2 separate regions of the Mus musculus genome follow, and region 2 is linked to region 1. A link is a loop called in an ENCODE intact Hi-C map of the cell type or tissue named here. Cell type or tissue: left cerebral cortex. All regions are shown on one strand. Links, peaks and the distances in the headings refer to the core of each region. The heading gives the core; the rest is flanking DNA.

Region 1 (9,939 bases), core at 2,592-7,591:
GTACTGAAAAACTATTATTGGGCTGGCACAGCAATGCCTTTAATCCCAGCACTTGAGAGGCAGGGGTAGGTAGATCTTTGTGAGTCTGAGGATAGCCTGGTCTACAAATAGTGAATCCCAAGCCAGTGCAGAGCTACACAGTGAGATTCTGTCTCAAACCCACCCTCTCTAAAAACAAAAACAAACTCACTATAATTGACTAGCTGATGGCTCAGTGGGACAAAGCATTTGCCACTATCCTTGGCAATCTAATTCCTTAGAACCATGGTAAAGGAGAACAGACTTCCAAGAGTTATCCTCTAGCCTCCAAACGTTTCCTATGACATGTGTGCGCACACATATTCGAGCACTAAATAAGTGATTAATTCAAAGCTATTATTAGAGGCTAGGGATGTACCTCAGTAAGTAGACTGCATGCCTAGCACGCACAGAGCCTGGGTTTGATCTCCTGAACTCCATAAATTGGTGCTGGCAGAAGGACATATATTCAAAGCCATCCTCAACTACATATCAAGTTCAAAGCCAACCTGGGATCCACGAGACTCTATCTCAATCAAACAAACAAACAAAAAAAAAACTCAAAAAATTTATTGATACAAAATAGTGTGCTGCTACATCCTACTTTTCTTTCTTTAAAGACAGGGTCTCACTATGTAGCCTTGGTTGTCCTGGAACTCACTCTGTAGACCAGACTGGCCTGGAACACATAGAGATATACCTGCCTCTGCCTCTACCTCCCAAGTGCTGGGATTAAAAGTGTGCACCACCACACCCAGCTGCCACATACTTCTAAAGTTTAACCAGGTACTAACATGTTCCTGTGAGGGAGTCTATTTCTATACAGGGCTTTCACACTATGGCAATTAGCAAACTATTTCTCATAGCACTTACTCCTCTACTCTGTCACAGCTGTCACCATAGCAATGACAGGAGACAACAGCAGAAAAGGCAGCTGGGGTTCGTGAGGTCAGCTGGAGAAAGAAATGTCCCTGCCTTCAGGGTGGTGTGGATTGCTGCCATCCCCCACAGTTTGCAAAGAAGCACTAGAGGGAATATGCCTGTCATGCTCCTTCGGGAACATCCACCTTTTGATTATCCAGGGGAAACTCAAGTGTCTCTAGACAAGAGACTCAAAGCTACATCAGTTTCTGAAGCCTAGGCCTGTTACCTTCCTGCATCCTAGTCACCTGCTTAGGTAAGCTGTTCCAGGTTGGTGGTCCATCATCCATTTGTGGGGACTATTGCTCAAAAGAGAGGGGGAGGGTAAGGACAGGGGAAAGAGGGGGAAGGAGATGGAGAGAGAGTAAGAGCAGGAGTGAGAATCTTCACTTCTCCCATGTGTCATCTTCCTTATAGACAGGCAAGATGTGCTCTTACCTTATCAGTCCTCCTCTGCCACACTAGGAATTGTTCTCCTTCTCAACAGTATAAGAGTTAGCCATGAAAATGTACATTTCAGTCTAGTCTAGACAGTTCCTCTAGAACCAAATCACATGGAGATTTCTACTTCTTTTAAAAAAATATTATGTTACATTTGTGTGTGCAAGAGGAATTATTGTGTTCATGGAGGTCTGAAGACAATTTTTGATTTAGTCCCTCCTGCCATCACATGGTATGCAGAGATTGAACTCTGGTTGTCAGACTTGGCAGCAATCACCTTTACCCCATGAGCCATCTTGCTCATCCAGCTTTTCTTTTCTAGAGTTTCATATGTTGCTTCATTTTCTTGGAGTCACTCTTTCAGATTTACTGCTAAAAACCTCTAGGCCAGTTTCTCCTAAAGAGATCCTAGATACATAAGATTCCTCCTGACAGGTCTGCAACGCCTGGGTTTCCTGTGCAGTTTCCTTTCTCCACACTGGATTTATATCCATCAATTTTGATTAAATTAGGAAAGATATTTGCATGGGAACACCGTAGGCTACATCCTGCTTTCTCCCCATTTGACAAAAAGGAGAACAGACTGGAGAAATGGAACAATGGGCTAGAGGATTCAGGTTCAGAAAACGATCAACATCACAAAATCTTGTATTTTAGATTCACAGTCCATCACTCTATTCCTAAGGCTACCCAACGTCCTTTAGCCGCTTCCTTTGGGCTTACTCAGCTAAATTTCTTTTTCCTCAGGTCCTAACACAATCCATGCGCTTCTAGCTGTCTATTGTGGTGTTCTGTAACTACCGCATGAACCACAGGCTGCCTTTCCGCCAGACTCAGCTCCTCCTTCCGAGGCAGGGAGCCATGGGAGGGACGGAGGGACAGAGTATAAACAAGCCAAGTCCCTGCCCCTCTGGGAGCTTAATCCCTGAGCGTCTAGTATTGTCTGGGCTTGAAGCCGAGTATGACTTGTACTGCAAAGAGGTACAAAGTTCTGCGAGCCATCTTGAAGGTTTGCACACCCCTTCACGGCTCACAGGTTTCCTAAGGAACCCAGAAACTATGTTTTGTTTTGCTTTTGACTCTAGTTCAATGTTGAATTTTTAAGACTGAGGAAATGGGCTCCCGTGGAGCAACTGGATAATTCCCAAGGTCACAAGCGAGCAGCTAGTAGTACGGAAGTCTGTCCGGACCCTGGTTCGTGGATAGGTTTCAAGAATGCGCTCTCCGTACTAGTGTTTATTCTGCAACCACGCCCGCTCCCAATCCCTAAATCAGTGGGCAACCTGACACCCGCTGAAGCAGCGGAGCTTGGGACCCGCCTGCCCTCCGCTAACCTCGCGCGGAGCGTGGGAGGAGCGCTGGCTGGCTACCCACGTCCCAGTCCCCTTACCCCCGGGCAGAGTCCGCCAAACAACACAACAGGCCAGTCCTGGCTAGGCCTAGGCCAGAGCCAGCCCCGCCCCTCTCCGCCCCTCTCCGCCCCTCCGCGCCGCAGCCGCACGTGCAGAGCCTCGTGCAATCGCGCCGGCCCCGCCCTCTTGCCCCATTGGCTGCCGCGAGCCTTTCCCTCACTGCCCCGCCCCGCGAGGCTCCGCATCTGCTGCCGCTCCACGTGACCCTCGGGGCTGGGCCGTCGCGCCCCGCTCCGCCTTCCTCTGAGGTGGCTTCTCCGAGGGAAGGAGAAAAAGGAGGCTGCGATGAGGTGGGAGGAAACCTGTAGTCACGAAAGTGGTGGCGAAAGGGACGCGACTGACCAAAAAAGAACAGGGGGGCTCCGCAGAAGGGCCCGACGCTCCCGGGCAGGCGGAGCGATACTCCTCACCTGGCCCAGCACGTGTCTACATCGTTTGGTTCTCACAGCCAATCCTAGCCTGAAGAGCTGTGCCCGCCCTTACGCAGCGCGCACCAATCGGAAGCCACGCTATGGGACCGCTGGCCTGGCCTTATGAATAATGAATGAGACGGAACCAGTCCGCGGGAGGGGTGCGGATGGAGAGAGGTGGGGGTGCAGTAGCGCGTCTGCGCAGTGCTGCCCGTGTCAGCAGCTGCGGCGGGTCGAGCCGCTCCGGCCCGTCTCGGGGTGCGGGCGGGGGAGGCGAGGCGCACGAGTGGGGCGCAGGGCACGATGTCCGACGCGGGCGGCGGGAAGAAGCCGCCTGTGGAGCCTCAGGCGGGGCCGGGCCCGGGGCGTGCAGCTGGAGAACGGGGCCTGTCGGGCTCCTTCCCTCTGGTCCTGAAGAAGCTGATGGAGAACCCCCCGCGCGAGACGCGCCTCGGTGAGGGGGGGGGGCTCGCGCGTGTCTGGGGGCGGGGTTTCTGTAAAGGCGGGGCCTTGTGGGGGCGGGCCGGCCCGGGCCGGGTCAGAGGTCAGGGTGAAGCGGTCCAGTGGTGTGGTGTTTATGCGGGCCCGGGCATGACTAGGGGCCTGCTGGACTAGGCCTCTAGCCCAGAGAGAAAGTCAGGGGGTGATCTGGAAAGGACAAGTCAACAGAACTTTGCAAGGAAGCCGCCACTTAGAGGGGGCTCCAGTGGGGCCGCCTGCATCCAAATCCTGAGGATACTGCTTGCCTTCAAATGCGGGTTCCTGGACCTCACCTAGTCTGCGGATCTTGAGACAGAGCGTGTATTTTAAGAAACACTCCACTGCACCCTCGTGGGTGCAGAGTTCACCACCAAAGTTTGAGAGGCCCTGATCAGTATAGCAGATGGCCTTTGTATGTCTTTGGTCCGTCCTGGAGGAAGACGATTCCTCCTCTCTACGAGTGGACAGTGAGCAGGTCCACGGTGGTGCTTTACTGGAAATGCATCCCTGGGAGGTGTGGATGGAGGAGGCAATTTGAGATGAGGGTCGGTAGTGTCTCCCAGTTGTTTTTAAATCAAAGCCTGGTTTAAAAAAAAATTAAGGGAATGAAGGCTGGGCAAAGTAGGGCTGTGATGAGGGTTAGAATGTGGCCACTCAGGTCCTTCTCCTGGTTGATTGTTGGGAATCACAATAGCAGGACCGGGCTTCATCGAATTGCCCAGGCCACAAGAGTCCCTGGGGCCTGGTGTGGAAAGCAGACTTGGCCTGGGTATTTGGCCTGGAAGAGCAGCAGGACTGCCACCTATTGTGGGGTTTTAGGTCCATTGATGTGTGCTTTCAGTCTGAGATCTTCAGATTTCCAAGAGCTCAGCTTAATTAGGGTATCTGGGAAGGACTTGGCTGTTTGTGGATTGCTTGTATCAGGGATCTCATTTCCCTTTCTAAAATGCTGTTGTTTCTTTCCTTGGGTGTGTTCTGGGGCTGCTGTGCTTATGGTTGTCCCTGTTACGTTATAAATAGCTTCTGCTCATCAGGTGAGGCTAGATTCTCTCCTCCTGCCTCAGGACCTCATGTGCACAAACGCTTTTGTTTGTATGAAGGTGATGACTCCATCCAGATCTGAGTGTAAGACAAACTGCAAGGGCTGGTGCTCACATCTGGCAGCTCTTGCCTAAGCTCACCAGAGAGGACCAGGCCATACTGGGGTTTTGCTTTGCATTTGCCCACACTCACAAAGCATTTTGACATAGTCTTATCTTGTTTGGGTTACTACCTCTCCACTTCTAGGTGAGGAAAGTTGAGACTCCTGAGAGGCATAGATGGTTTCTCAAGGTCACATGGGTGGGCCTTCTGGCTCTTGGTTTGGTGTTCTTTCTGTTGTATGAAACTGACAAACCACTGGTGTCAGTCCCTGTGATTTAAGTCCTGGACACGTCGGTCATTTACCTTTTGAAATTAATTTAAAACTTGACCTTACAAACACTGGATTGTGATAGCCTGACTGATTGTAGTGGTGCTTGTTTGCAATCTCAGCACTGGAGAGGTAGAGGCAGGGGGACCACTAGTTCAAGGTCATCCTCTGATGCACATCAAGTTTGAAGTCACCCCGGATTTCATGACCCTATCTCAGAAAATCAGGAAAAAAAATGTTTTAATTGCTTTAGTCAGGCAAAATGAGGAACTTCCTGTTGCTTGTCCTTCTGTCAAGCTGCTTTTTATCTCCTTGCTTCTCTTACCTCTTTTGATCCCAAGTGACCCCACCCGACTGGTCCAGTCGTTTCTGAACAGAATGTGGACTCAGAGAGACCATCTGGCCCACCCAGCCCATAGGCTGGGAGTTTTGTTGCCTCCCAGTTGTTTTTAAATCAAAGCCTGGTTTTAAAAAATTAAATTAAAAAGGCAGCCATAAGAATTGATGTTAAATCATATTACAAGCTATGAGCAAGTTGTGCTTATGAGAATCTCCAACTCACGGGGTCTGGTCATTGTTCTTGGACTAATGGCTCCCTTTTGGCTGTCTGCTCTTGGGACCCAAGCATGGCTGGTTTTCCTCCAACATAATAATATTTGATGTGTCTCTCTTTTTTTTTTTACTTCTAAATCCAGGGTTCAAAGTTGTCTCCTTCAATTTTGAAAACCTATTATGAACGTGTCATGATCATCTCCCACTTCTCTGATGAGCCTCTTTCTCACTCTGATTGCCTTCTTGTCTTGTCACATTTCTCTGTATTTTTTTTTCTTAATTGCCCCCTCTTGGATATCCATGCGCATAACCTTTTGACTAAGACATGGGGGATTTGGTCTTCACTAATTGATTAGCTTTGCTTTGAATAGAAGCAGTCTTTCTTCTTCAGCTCCTCCCTTCTCCCTCCTCCCAGGAAACCTGCCCCCAGTCTTTTCTGCTTACTCAGGGATAAAGCCTTCTGAACTGAGCTCTGAGAAGAGCTCCAGAGCCTCTCATTGCAGTCACCTGAAGCCAATTTGTCTGAAAGTCCAGTGTTCTCCAGGCATTGCACAGGCTCCCACAGCCATTGCTTAGCCTCTTTGTTGGCCTCTGAAATCTGGAACTGAATGCAACACAGTCCGTGCCCTCAGTGAGCTCATAGCAATAACGAATGTGTACTGTGTACATGCACTTGGTAATAGTCATTTTCACATGCTGTCTCTGTTCTTCACAAAATAGGCGACAGTGAAACACACTCAGGTTAAGTAACATGGATCTGGTCACATGTCCCACAGCTAGTGGGTAGCAGCCCTGGGTTGCTATGGAGAAACCTAACTGCAGGGGAAAGGACGGGGGAACCTAGAAGTTATTGGCTTGGGGATCTCAGCCCTTTCCATACTAAGATATCAGTAAAGGTCAGAAGCATCACTTCCTTCCTCCTAGCCTCTCCTATAGATGCCTGCCCACAGTCTATTTTGTATTAACTCTGGGACCTCCTCATGCCTCAGAATATGCAGCTAGCATTTCACAAAGGCCAGACACAGAAGAGAATGTAGTACCACTCCCCAAGGAGACCAGCCTGCTTAGTTCATCAGGGTGCAGTGAGAAGACAGGATGTGTTCTTGAAACATATATGTAGGGTTTGGATGGAAACAGGCCTCTGAGGAAGATGGGTCTTCTCCAAGGCTCACTGACGCCATCATGGGATAAGTTACTCTCTTGTGTAGTGTCTCATCATAGATTTTGTTTGCAGATAAGGAAAAGGGGAAGGAAAAGCTGGAGGAAGACGAGTCAGCAGCAGCCAGTACCATGGCCGTCTCTGCCTCCCTCATGCCACCCATCTGGGACAAGACCATCCCCTACGATGGCGAGTCCTTCCACCTCGAGTACATGGACCTGGATGAGTTCCTGCTGGAGAACGGCATCCCTGCCAGCCCCACCCACCTGGCACAGAACCTGCTGCTGCCTGTGGCAGAGCTTGAAGGAAAGGAGTCTGCCAGCTCTTCCACGGCATCGCCACCATCTTCCTCTACTGCCATCTTTCAGCCCTCGGAAACCGTGTCCAGCACAGGTTGGTGACACGACTCTGGGAAGGCCCACCTGTCTCAGCTAAGGTGCCCACTTCCACCTGAGTCCCACTGTCCACTCTCTTGTGTGCCCCTTTTCTGAAGCAGGCCTGGTGGGCTGCAGACTAGAGGAACCCTTGAGTACTGTCTGTAAGGCTGGGATAAAACAGTCACCATGGCAGCAGTCTTCCTTTGCTGGGGCACTGCTGAGGATGCGGAGTGAGTGCCCAGGCGTAGCTCTGCTGGAGGAGTCCTATTTTCATTTGATGCTGTATTTTGGCCACAGATTCTTGGGAGGTTTAGGCAACACTACTAAACAGCACTGTTACTGTCATCCTGACTGTACGCTAACACTTACTTAGGACTAAGTCTATTTCCAGCTTTAACAAAAAGCCATCAATACAATCTTACAAGATTAGATGAGGACACTGAGGCACAGAGAAGGAAGAAACTCGCCCAAGTCACCCAGCTGAAAGGTATTGATGTAGCATTTGAACCCAAGACACTCATCTGCACAGGCAGGTACTGCTCAGGCACTAGCACAAATGATATTCCCACTGCTTTAAAACAAAACAAAAACAAAATCCTTCAGGATCTAAAGACTGTTTTGGCTTGGAGGTTGTTTTTTGTTTGTTTGGTTGGTTGGTTGGTTGGCTTTGGTTTTGGTTGATTTGCTTTCATATCTGAACATAAACCCACTGGGGAAGGTTTGTCTCCCTGTCCAGAAGCCATGCAGAGTTTCTGTAGTCTTCGAGACACGATGGCAGGTACCTTCCGGGACCCACACCACAAAGCTCTCATGGTAGGTTTCTGTTTTAACTTTTCAAAAGGGAAAGTTTTCAAATAAAATATAGAAAGTAAGAAGTTGGAGTGTATATCACTGTTAGAGCATTTTACTGTGTATCTGAAATATCCTTTTAGATTTATTATTTTTAATTATGGGGGCTAACACATGGATGCTGGGAACTGAACTCAGGTTTACTGCAAAAGCAGCACATGGTTTTAGCCACTGTATCTCTGCAGCCCCAATACATCTGTAATCCTTATTACACAGAAGGCTGAGGCAGGAGGATCACAAGTTCAATAATTCAGTGGCTGGGGGCTTGTTTAGCAGGCACAGAACCTTGGGTTCTAGACTGGAAAGATGGCTCTGCACTTAAGAGTGTTGGTTGCTCTTCCAGAAGACCCGGGTTTGGATTCCCAGCACATACATGGTGGCTTACAACTATCTGTAACTATCTAGTCCCAGGGCATCTAACACCCACTTCTGGCCCCTTTGGGTAACAGGTATGCATGTGGTATACAGACAGACATGCATAGATACAAAATAAATATTTTTTAAAAGCCTTGCTTGGGTTTCTTTCTCAGCACTGCAAAATAAATTTTAATTAAATAAAAATTAAAGACAAAGGAAATGATTTGGAGAAATGGCTCAGCCATTAAGATCATTTAGTGTTCCTATAGAGGACCTGAGTTTGGTTCCCAACACCCACATTGTATCTCACAACCATTTATAACACCAGTTCCAAAGGATTCAACAGTCATGCACGTGGTGTATGCACATGCATGGAAATAGAACATTCATACACATGAAGTAAATAAACGGAAAGAAAAAACAGACATGGCTTAGTAGTAAGTCAGTAAATCAGTAGACAGTTCAGACCCCTAACACCTGTGGGTGTGGCACTGCGGCGGCCAGACACTTCGGGCAGCCAGGCTGTAGAGACAACTCAGGCTCTGTGAGAGACCCTATCTCAAAAAAGAAGGAAGAGTGAACTGGCAAGATGGCTCAGCAGAAAAAGGAATTTTCCATGAAGTTTGATGGGGTGGTGGGACTCAATTTTGGGTCCACTGTATGTATAGTAAGGACAGCTGAGCCCCAGGACCCACACAGTGGGAGGAGATAAACAGCTCTTGTAAGTTGTCCTCTGGCCTTCAAACATGCTGCATGATAATGTGTGCAGATGCACACACCTAGAAAAAAAAACGAGTGAAAGGTTAAAAAAGGTAGAGTGATTGAGAAAGATGCCCAGCATTAAACTCTGGCCCTGACATGGACACACACTCGTGTAGACACATTAAAGAATGTTTAAACACTTTACATGTAGAATTGATAGTACATCACAGAGACCTGCCTGCCTCTGTCCCCAAGAACTGGTAATAAAGGCATGTGGCACCATACTCAGTCCATATCAGTGTACAGCTCAGTGGATCCTCACAGGGTGAACCACCCACGTCAGTACTGTCCAAATCAGGATGCAGAACTGTGTTGGTATCCATGATGTGCCTGTGACTCTGGGCAGTTAGCTTCTCAAAGGCAATCCCGGTTTTTATCACCATAGATTACATTTGTTAATAGCTGAGCTTCTTATCAATACAACTGTCCTCTGTTTTGTTTTTAAATACTACAAGTGGGTTCTCAGTACTCAGGAAGCAGTGAGAGAAGATTGTCACAACTTAAGGCCAGCCTGGTTTATAAAATGAGCTCTAGGCCAGCCTGAACTACTAGACTGAATTCTAGGACAGCCGTCAGAGACCTGATCAGCAAGGGTCAGGGTCACCAAGATGGCTTATCAGCAAGGATGCTTGCCATCAGGTCTGAAGACGTTATGGGAGAGAACTGACTTCTACAAATTATCCTCTGACCTCCATTCTTGTACAGTGGTATGTGCATGAGCGCTCACACACACATACACAAATAAATGTTCCAAGTGTGAGCAGAGGATGCAATGCAATAGTCAAGTGTT
Region 2 (9,939 bases), core at 3,255-8,254, 120 kb before region 1:
ATGAGGAGAGCTCAAGAGCTTGGAGGCAGTGTACCAGAGGAGCAGTCTACTGCGTGCTGGCTGGCTGGCTCAGCTCCATGTCACTTCAAGCCTCTGATCCTTTCTGCATAGAAAGGAGATCAGTGCTCTCATGTCCAGGCACAGTCTGCCTCACTGGTTCTCCAGCAGCCACAACGACGTGGCTGGGCTGCTCCCCATCCCTTCACAGGACTCAGAGCCTAAACTTACTAGAGTAGTCGGCTCGCTTGCCCACAGATGCTTGTTCTATTAGAACAACAAGGACTGGGTCTCACGAAGCTCAGGCCAACTTCTGAGATTTGAACTCGTGACCTTTGGAAGAGCAGTTGCCAGCCCAGGTAGGTGGTCCTGGGTTATATAGGAAAGCAAGCTGAGCACACCTGAAATCAGTGTTCCTCCCTCATCTCTGCCTCCCAGAAGTTCCTGCCTAAAGCCCCCATCCTGGCTTTCCTTGCTGAACTATAAGTAACCTGTTAGCTAAACACCATCCCAAGGCTCAGTGGCGCACAGCCACAGTCCCTCCGAGGAGATAGCTGGGCTTGACTGGCGAGACAGCTGGTCCTGACCAGGGGTGGGAGTCCCGCCGGGGGTGTACCTGTGCAGCGGGAGCAGCTGGCAGTCACAGTGGAAAGGATTACCGCTGAGGTCGACCAGCTCCAGCCCGCTGAGCCCCAGCGGGGCAGGCAGGGACTGAAGTTGATTCTTGTGCAGGTACAAGCTCCGCAGCCCTTTTCCCAGGCCTGAGAAGGCCCTGGGAGAAATCTGCAAGGAAGAGCCCAGTCCTGTGGTGAGCCTCCACCGCAGGGTTGGGCTGTGCCAGGAGAGAGATGGAAGGCCCAAGGTGGTCTACGGTGGAGGGGTAGTCCGGAGGTTAGAACCCAGGTTGATCTTATTCCAAGTCACACAATGCCCAGGTTCTTTCAGTTAGGCCGGAACCCCACCCTTATGACGGCCAAGACTCTTAAGAGCAGGTAACTGCTCAGACTCAAGTTCTCCCATGCCTCTAGCTGCACCTGAACTCCTTAAGGGCTGAGGGGGACGTTTGGATTATCTTAGCGTTCTCATGCCCTGCCTTAAATGCTTGCCGAAGGAATGCCTCCTAGGGACGCGTGCTTGCTGCCTGCACATCAGCCAGCACCCACCTGCTCCAGGTCACTGCTATTCAGGAAGAGCTGCTGCAGCGACCGCCCCACGGGCTGAAAGGCGCCGTCTGGAAGAGCCCGGAGCGGGTTCCCCGAGAGCTGCAGCTCCTTGAGCGCCGGCAGCCCCTCCAAGGCTCCAGTCGGCACCTCTCGCAGCCGGTTTCTGTCGAGGTGCAGCTTCTCCAGCTCCCGCGCTGGACCGAGCGCCCCGGGTGAAACCTGGGTGATGTGATTGCCACTCAGGTAAAGGCAGCGCAAAGCCCGCGCTCCTGCCAGATCCCCGGGCGCCAGGCGGTCCACCGCGTTGTCCTGGAGGTGTAGCGAGACAAGGGTGGGTAGGGCCCGCAGAGCGGTCCCCGGGATCCTCAGGAAGCGGTTGTGCTCCAGGTACAGGTAGCCCAGGTTGGGGGCCCCTTCGAGGGCGGCGGCGCTCAGGCCCGAGAGCTGGTTGTGGGAGAGGTAGAGATAGAGCAGGCGGTCCAGGCCGGCCAAGGCGCCGGGCTCCAGCTCCGCGACGCCGCAGTGCTGCAGGTGCAGCGACACCAAGTGGCGCAAGCCCGGGAAGGCCGCGCGGGGCACCGAGGGGAAGTGGTTGCGCCTCAGGTCCAGGAGCTGGGTGTCGTTGGGGAAGCCGCGGGGCACGGCCTGCAGGCCGCGGCCGTCGCAAGTGCTGTGCCGGGTCTCGGCGACGCACGCGCAGGCTGGAGGGCAGGGCGTGGCCCACGCGGCCTCTCCGTGCGGGGAGCGAAGAGGAGGAGCGCGGGGACCGGCCGGCCGGTCCTCGTCCTCGTCCCCATCCCCGTCCCCCGCCGCCGCGTCGCCCGGGCAGCGCAGGTCAGAGGGCCGCAGCGTATCCAGGGCCTCGCCTCGCAGGCGCCGCGGGCCCCGGCACGCGCCATCCGAGCGCACCCGAGCGCGCACCAGCCACTCGAGCAGGGGCCGTGCGTGGCAGGCGCACCACAGCGGGTTGCCCTGCAGCCGCAGGCGGCGCAGCTGGCCGGGGACCTGTAGCGGGGGCAGGGTGGTGAGCTGGTTCCCGCGGAGGTCGAGGGTGTGCAGGCGCGGGCAGTGGGCGAAGGCCCGGGGCCCCAGGGCCTGCAGGGACCCGTGGTCCAGTGCGAGCTCCCGCAGGCCGGGCAGCGCCAGGCCGTCCTCCTCTCCCGTGTAGGTGAGCGGGTTGTGACCCAGCTCCAGCCGCGCCAGGCTGCGGGCCTGGGACAGGGCGGCCCCGGGCAGGGCCTGCAGCTCGTTGTGGTGCAGGCTGAGACGGCGCAGCGCCGGCAGGCCGGCCAGAGCCTCGGGGGCCAGGACGCTGAGCGCATTGTGAGACAGCTGCAGCCAGCGGGTGCGCAGCAGCCCCTGGAAGGCCATGGCGGGCAGGTAGACCAGGGCGTTGTGGGCCAAGTTGAGAGTGGTCAGCGAGCCCAGGGCGCCGAAGGTCCCCGGGCGCAGCTCCTCCAACATGTTCCCCTCCAGCTCCAGGCGCCTCAGCGAGCCCAGCCCGTCCAGCGCCTCCTGGGGCAGGGTGCTCAGGCGGTTGGAAGCCAGGTTGAGGAGGAGCAGGCGACCCAGGCCACGGAAGGCACCCTCGGCCACCATCTCCACCTGACAGTTCCGCAGGTCCAGATGCGTGAGGTGGGGCAGGTCCTGGAAGGCCGCTGCAGGGAGGACCTTCAGTATATTGCCCTGGAGGTCCAGCCTCTGGGTCAGCTGGGGACAGGAGAGGGGAAGGGAGAATGAGCCACATGGGCACTCGAGCCTTGGCCTCTCCCCATCATCTTTCCGAGTCTCTTTAGCCACAGAGCAGCCCTTACTGTGATCCGTTTCTTCTTGCCTTACTTACCCATTAGTTCATAACACCACCGGGCAAAAAAGTTTCTTATCCAGACACCCCCCGCCCCAGTTCACCCCAGGACCTGACACAAATACATTATTATTTGCAGGTCATCTAGGTATCTCAGCCACACGAAAAGGATTTTAAATAAATTATACTGCTATTGGCTTGTTTAGTTTATTTTTGTTGTTGCTATTTGTTGTAAACCTGGGTCTGGTTAGCTTGGACCTCACTCTGTAGACCAGGCTGGTCTTGAACTCAGAGACCTGCCTGCCTCTGCCTCCTGAGTCCTGGGGTTAAAGGTGTGTGTGTCATTGGATTTGGCCCTCACTGGTTATTTTTCTTCCCATTCAGACCTAGATAACCCAGGCTCAAGAAGCAGGAACCAGCCAGCCAGTGGTAGAGCCATTGGTGTAGCCCAGGCTCCTGCCACTCTTTCTTGCCACACTGCCAACCCATGCCAGGATTTTCCCTCTCCTGACCTCAGGGATGGTGTTTGGCACCTCGGTGAGGTTCTGGTGCCGGCAGGTAACATGCCGTCTTGAGTTGTCGCAGACACAGGTCTGTGGGCATCGCTGGGCAGCTACGTGCCAGGCTGGGCTCTGGAGCAACACCATGAACAGCAACAGCATAAAGACCCAGATGGAGCTCTGGGGCCTGGGAGAGAAGGGAGGAAGGGGCGGGGGAGAGAGAGAGACAGAGAGAAACAGACAGAGTGCTGCTGTCCATGGGGAACACCAATGCTAGTGGGCACTGAACCCCTGACCCAGGACAGCCCACTCCGGACTCAGGCCTTCATTCTCTGGGCACAGGAAAGTGCTACGGCTTGGTTCTCTTCCCTCACGTCATATGGGGGGAGGGAAGAGGAGCTTCTGTTATCAGCCCTGGTTTGGCAGCAGGAGGGAAGGCCCAGACCTAGCCCAGGTTTTAGGGTGGACTAGGAGGTCCAGATGCTGAAGAGCCTGAGAGATGCTGTCTCGGTAAAGCAGGCAGCCCAAGCCTCTGTGCCTGCTTCCCCTTTGTCCTCGTGTTACCTGAGTCCACACAGCTGACTGGCCTGTGACAGGGGAACTGAGGGCCTGAGTTATGTACTACGGGGGAGGTGGCAAGGTAGGTCTCATGTCTATTTATTGATGCACCCACCTACCTGTCCATCTCTCCACCTTGCAACTCCAGCCACTTGCCCATTTCTTCTTAGGGATGATTGTTGCCACCATGGCTCTCCTGGCCTCTTCCCACCCCTGTTCCACCCAACAGCCAGAGGGAATTTTCCAGAAACCTCCCTAGTGTCTCGCTGTCCCTGTGAGTGAAAAGTCCCAAATTCCTGGTGCCTCAAGAAGAATGTCTAGATTCTCCAACACACACCTTGAGTGGCACCACTGTTCAAACCGAGCAGCAGCGAATTCACTCAGCTCCCCCTGGTATATGCTTGGGTCGCAGGTAAGTTCTGAGCTGCCTTCCCTGATCCCACGGACCTCCCTGTAGTTGCTCCCAGGATTGTTACTGTCTGGCTTTGTCTCCTTTTAGTCCCAGAAGTCACCCCTTTCTCAGCGCTGACGGCCTTCTCTAGATTCTGGCTTGAGGGTCAGGGTAGGAAGGAGGCCTATTAGGCTGATAACTGAAGAGGAAAAAGGTTCAGGGCGAAGAGGACTGCCACAGATCCCACTTCATAAGGCTACAAAGCACTACCCCCACAGGATGCACAGGCACAGCTACCTCTGGGGTTGGTTTAGGGGCCACCTCTGGGGAACCTCAGGTACAGGAGGATCCCGTGGCTCCATAGCTGGCCTCTCAGAGGCACAAGCAGATAACTGACCCTCTCTAGCCATCTAGTTCTAACTCCCTGGGCCCCAAAACTCACCTCTCCATGCCGACTGGAACTGCCAGCCTTGTCTGGAGGCCCCACACAAGGGAAAGACCAGGGACAGTCCTTGCCTGGCCACCGGCAGTACCCACCCCCCTTTGCCCATGGGCTTGGCAGCCAGGACCGAGCTGAATGGGAAGCATTGTAAGCAGCCCAGCCGAGCTGGGGCTTCCCCAGCCTGTGGGCAGGGGGTGGGAGCAGAGGCTGGAGTTACAGGCTGCCATTGCAGCACAGGCTTAACAACGTGGCTCAGGCCTGAGTCCTTGGACTGGCCGGTGGGCATGGGTGGCGATGGAGATGGGGGGGGTGGTGTCTGGAGGAGCCTTTTGGTGGGTGAGCATCACTGGGCTCCTGTGGACTCCGCGCGACCCTAGGAAGAACTATTCAGCAACTGAAAGTTAAAAGCTAGCTCAGGAGGTTGCTGCAGGAGTTAAGGTAGGAGCCTGGAACCCAGGCACAGGGGAGCCCTTAACTCCTTCCTTTCCGTGAGCTTATGCACTCACACACACTGAAGCTGCTACACACACATAAATCTGTATCCTGCAACTATTCTCCTTCTCATGTGAACGTATTATTGAGGATATCCAAATTGGTGCCTAGCGTTATATCCACTTTCTAATGGATTATATGGTGTTTCATTCTATAAACAGACCTAAGGCGTAAACCAGGTGGTTGTGTACACCTTAGGAGATGGAACTAGAAGGGTTAAAGAACATACCAGACTTACCGGTTCATCTGAGATATTTTACATTTTTTTAGTTTTTTTTTTTTTTTAACTTTATATGTGAGTGGTCTATATGTGTAGAGTGCATTGAAGCATGGCTGGTACCCATAGAGACCAGAAGAGGGCGCCAGAGCCTCCAAAGTAGAATCACAGATATGTCAACCTCCATGTGAGGGATTTGAACCCAGGTCCTCTACAATGAGCCCCCTGTCTAGTCCTGTCTTAGATATTTTTACAGCTCCTCTTCTCCCCTCCCCTTTTTTCTGTTAGTGGAGTTAGAAATTCAAGGCCAGACTTTGGCTACATAGAAAGTTAAAGGCCAGCCTGGGATCACTGAAACCTTGTCCTGAAAATAAAAGGTAGCCGGGCGTGGTGGCACAGGCCTTTAATCCCAGCATTCGGGAGGCAGAGGCAGGCGGATTTCTGAGTTCGAGGCCAGCCTGGTCTACAAAGTGAGTTCCAGACAGCCAGGGCTACACAGAGAAACCCTGTCTCGGAAAAAAAAAAAAAAAGAAAGAAAAAGAAAAAGAAAAGGTGTATTTAAGCATGCATCTCTGGAGGATATATATGTATATATTTCAAAACTTCCAAGGCTGGATATGGTAGTACACACCTTTAGTTCCAGGAACTAACAACCAGACACAGCTACATAGTGTGACACTGTCTAAAAAACAAACCAACCCACAGACACTCTGCATCAAGAGACAGCACAGCTGGATCCCAGCAGACACTCACATACATTTCAGACCCGTGGTTCTGGTGCATGGCAGCTTTCAGTTTTCAGTGTTGTGTAATCCTGGTGTTGTGTAATCCTGGGTGGATTCAAAGTTGCTATGCATCTGAGATGGCTCTTGTCTCTGGCTCCAGCTTTGAAGTGCTGGGACAAAAGGTATGTGCCATCACCACTGAGATACGTAGTTGGTTGGTTGGTTTATTTATTTATTTAGGTTTTTGAGACAGGGTTTCTCTGTATAGCCTTGGCTGTCCTGGAACTCACTCTGTAGACCAGGCTGGTCTTGAACTCAGAAATCTGCCTGTCTCTGCCTCCCAAGTGCTGGGATTAAGGGCGTGCGCCACCACTGCCCAGCATGCCTGGGTGTATTTTAAGAATGTCTCACATAGCCCAGGCTAGCCTTCAATACACTGTAGCCAAGGAGTACTCAGAACACAAGATCCTCATCCTTTGACTCACAACGACTGGGATAAAAGGTGTATGCCTATCTCAAGGCCAGGGGGCAGGGATGTAAAAAACTAAGCCTTTCCTATTGCTACAAAATATCCAATGTATGGATGAATATACCACAAACATACTAAATGTAAGTGAGCTTAACTACTCATCTCCTCCACCTCCGTTTTATATCCAACGGAAGTCCCGTCGGCTCTGTGGCAGAGGACCTCCCTTGTATGAGCGGCTTTGCTTTGTTCAGCTTAGTCCTCTGGCGGATGCGACACTGGGTTGCTTCTACCTCTTGATTCTAGCCTGAGAATAGATCTAAAGAACTAGTGCACAGTGTTCATTTGTATCTTTGCTTTCATTTCTATGGAGTATAAGCCGGTAGTACAGCTGTTGATGAAGGGCAATCCTACGGCAATTCATTAGAATAGCTTAAAATTCATTTCTCTTGAAAAGTACGTGTGCTCTCTGGTCCAAACAATGAGTGCCATTCCATTCTTCTCTCTTCCGCTTCCTCCTCCTCCTCTTCTCCTTCTTCCTCTTCTTCCTCTTCTTCCTCCTCTTCCTTTTTTTCCTCCTCCTCCTCCTCTTCTCCTCCTTCCTCCTCCTCCTCTCTTTTCAGATGGCATCTCTATTTCATAAGCTGGCTTTAAATTCCAGAGCTCAAATCCAGGCAGTGATAGATAGCACACACCTTTACCACAGTACTCAGGAGGCAGAGACAGGAGGGTCTCTGAGTTCAAGGCCAAGCCTGGTCTACAGAGTACTACAGGGCTACACAGAGAAACCCTATTTCAAAATTATGTGTGTGGGTATGTGCATGAATGTAGGTACCCAGGGAGTTCAGAAGAGGGCACTGGATTCTCTGGAGCTAGAGTTACAGGAAGTTGTGAGTTACCTGACATGGGTGCTAGTAATGGAACTCAGGTCCTCTGTTAGAGCAGTATGCGCTTTTATTTTCTGTTTGAGAAAGGGTTTCTTCTTTGTGTAGCCCTGGCTGTCCTGGATTCACTTTGTAGACCAGGCTGGCCTTGAACTGGATATCTGCCTCCCAAAGTGTGGGGATTAAAGGTATGCACCACTTGTAAGTGGACATCTTTGTCTTGTAAAGTTTTGCCTCCTGCCCCCCCACCCCCCAGATGAAATCTTACTCTGAACACTGCAGTCTAGGCTGTTCTCAAACTCACAGCAATCTTTCTGCCTCACTCCCCAACCATGTGGATCACCACACCCAAGCAGTTCCGTTTTCTCCTTTAGGGTGTGAGCTGTGGGCCTTCTCTGGCTTTTACAACAGTAAGGTAATTTCATACCTTTCCTCGCTTGAGTATATGCAGATCAAGTGCATTCATGCAGCCATGGAGGGCAGAAGAGTGAGTTGAACCCTCTGAAATTTGACTTAAAGGCTATTGTGAGCTCCTAGGTGGGTTCTGAACCTATGCCCTCTGCAAGAGCAGTATCTATGCTTAACTTCTGAGCCCTCTCCCTAGCCCCAAATCATGTTTTTGTTTTGTTGTAAGGTTTTGAGCTGTAGGAGGCACAGAGATTTCACAGATCAGCATTAGAACAACTCTTGGGTTGTTCCTTCAAAGGAAAGGATGCTTAACCTTTTACCCACCCAGAAGGCTGGTTAATAGCCGGGTGACCTTTACACTTATCTGTGTGGCCAAGATCACGTGGGATCCTCCCCCAGACCGGTGTGAGCTTGTTTTTCTCAGCCTCTAGAACCGATCTTCTGAACGTGTCCGTGTACTTTACAGATTGTTGTCATTAAGTGTGCCTAAAATAAACTCCCCCAAAGTTTGAATCGATAGCTACTTGGTTGTGTTGAAGCAAACTGCCTTCTTGCCTCTTGCAGATTGTTCCTCTGCGGAATGGCCACAGGGGCGCTGGGAACTGAACTCGGCTTCTCTGTAAGGGTAACAAGTGTGGCTATTAACCATTTAGCCATCTCTCCAAAAGTGCATTTTTTTAAAAAATAGTTTTCAAGACCTGGTTTCTTTGTGAAGCCCTAACTGCCCTGAGTGTCCTGGAACTCTCTCTGTAGACCAGGCTGGCCTTGAACTCTCAGATCCACCTGCTTCTGTATCCTGAGTGCTGGGATTAAAGGTGTGAGCTAGCATAGCTAGGTTCATACATACATATATATATATATGTATATATATTTAGATTTATTTATTCATTATATGTAAGTACACTGTAGCTGTCTTCAGACACTCGAGAAGAGTGAGTCAGATCTCGTTATGGATGGTTGTGAGCCATCGTGTGGTTGCTGGGATTTGAACTCAGTACCTTTGGAAGAGTTAAGAGTCAGTGCTCTTAAATGCTAAGCCATCTCTCCAGCCCATATGTTTTTTTAAATTTTACATGTTTTTTAAAGATTTATTTATTATGTATACAATGTTCTGCCTGCATGTATGCCTACGCACCAGAAGAGGGCACCAGACCTCATTATAGATGGTTGTGAGCCACCACGTGGTTGCTGGGAATTGAACTCAGGACCTTTGGAAAAGCAGCCAGTGCTCTTAACCCCTGAGCCATCTCTCCAGCCCTGTTTTTTTTTTTTTTAAGATTTATTTTATGTATGAGTATACCATTGCTGTCTTCAGACACACCAGAAGAGGGCACTAGATTCCATTACAGATGGTTGTGAGCCACCATGTGTTTGCTGGGAATTAAACTCAGAACCTCTAGAAGAGCAGTCAGTGCTCTTAATCACTGAGCCATCTCTCTAGCCCTCCCATCTTTTTTTTTTTTTTTAAGTATTTTTATGGATGAATACACTGTAGCTGTCTTCTCAGACACAGCATTAGAGGGCATCAGATATTATTATAGATGGTTGTAAGCCACCATGTGGTTGCTGGGATTTGAACTCAGGATCTTCAGAAGAGCAGTCAGTGCTCTTAACGCCCCCCGCCCCCCATATTCCTATATGCAATCTGTTACCTTTTTATTTGAAAGTAGGTGTACCTGTGTGCTATAGTCCATGAATGCTGACTACCTCAGAGGCCAGATATTAGATCCTTTGATCTTCTGGAGCTACCATGTGTGGGTGCTGGGAACTGAACTCAGGGCCCTCTGCAAGAGCAGTATATAAACTTAACCATCTTTTAGTCCTTGTTTTGTTTTTTAGTCTTAAAGGCCGCCCTGCCTGGCCTGGAGTTGAACCATGCAAACCAGGCTAGG

Evidence for each region. Peaks named below come from ENCODE experiments on the same cell type or tissue, not always from the same donor. Only the 100,000 strongest peaks of a DNase experiment are listed, where the experiment ranks them.
Region 2: it touches region 1 in a loop (2.5-fold over the local background); 1 of 42 quality-filtered maps calls a loop at or near these places.

What each region holds. Positions count from the first base shown.
Region 1 is chr15:81,808,065-81,818,003 of GRCm38, forward strand. Tef (thyrotroph embryonic factor) reads left to right here and starts at 3,350. Exons shown (of 4, transcript NM_017376.3): 1 at 3,350-3,656; 2 at 6,880-7,197. The coding sequence starts at 3,506. In left cerebral cortex, for the core only: a CTCF peak has its summit at 4,503; DNase peaks (open chromatin) are centred at 2,925, 3,312, 4,530, 4,775 and 2 more places; H3K4me3 peaks cover 2,876 bases; H3K27ac peaks cover 4,613 bases.
Region 2 is chr15:81,692,374-81,702,312 of GRCm38, forward strand. It overlaps Chadl (chondroadherin-like), which reads right to left and starts at 4,914. Exons shown (of 6, transcript NM_001164320.1): 1 at 4,856-4,914; 2 at 3,477-3,651; 3 at 1,161-2,870; 4 at 614-780. The coding sequence starts at 4,863. In left cerebral cortex, for the core only: a CTCF peak has its summit at 5,703 (motif pointing right); DNase peaks (open chromatin) are centred at 4,987 and 5,717.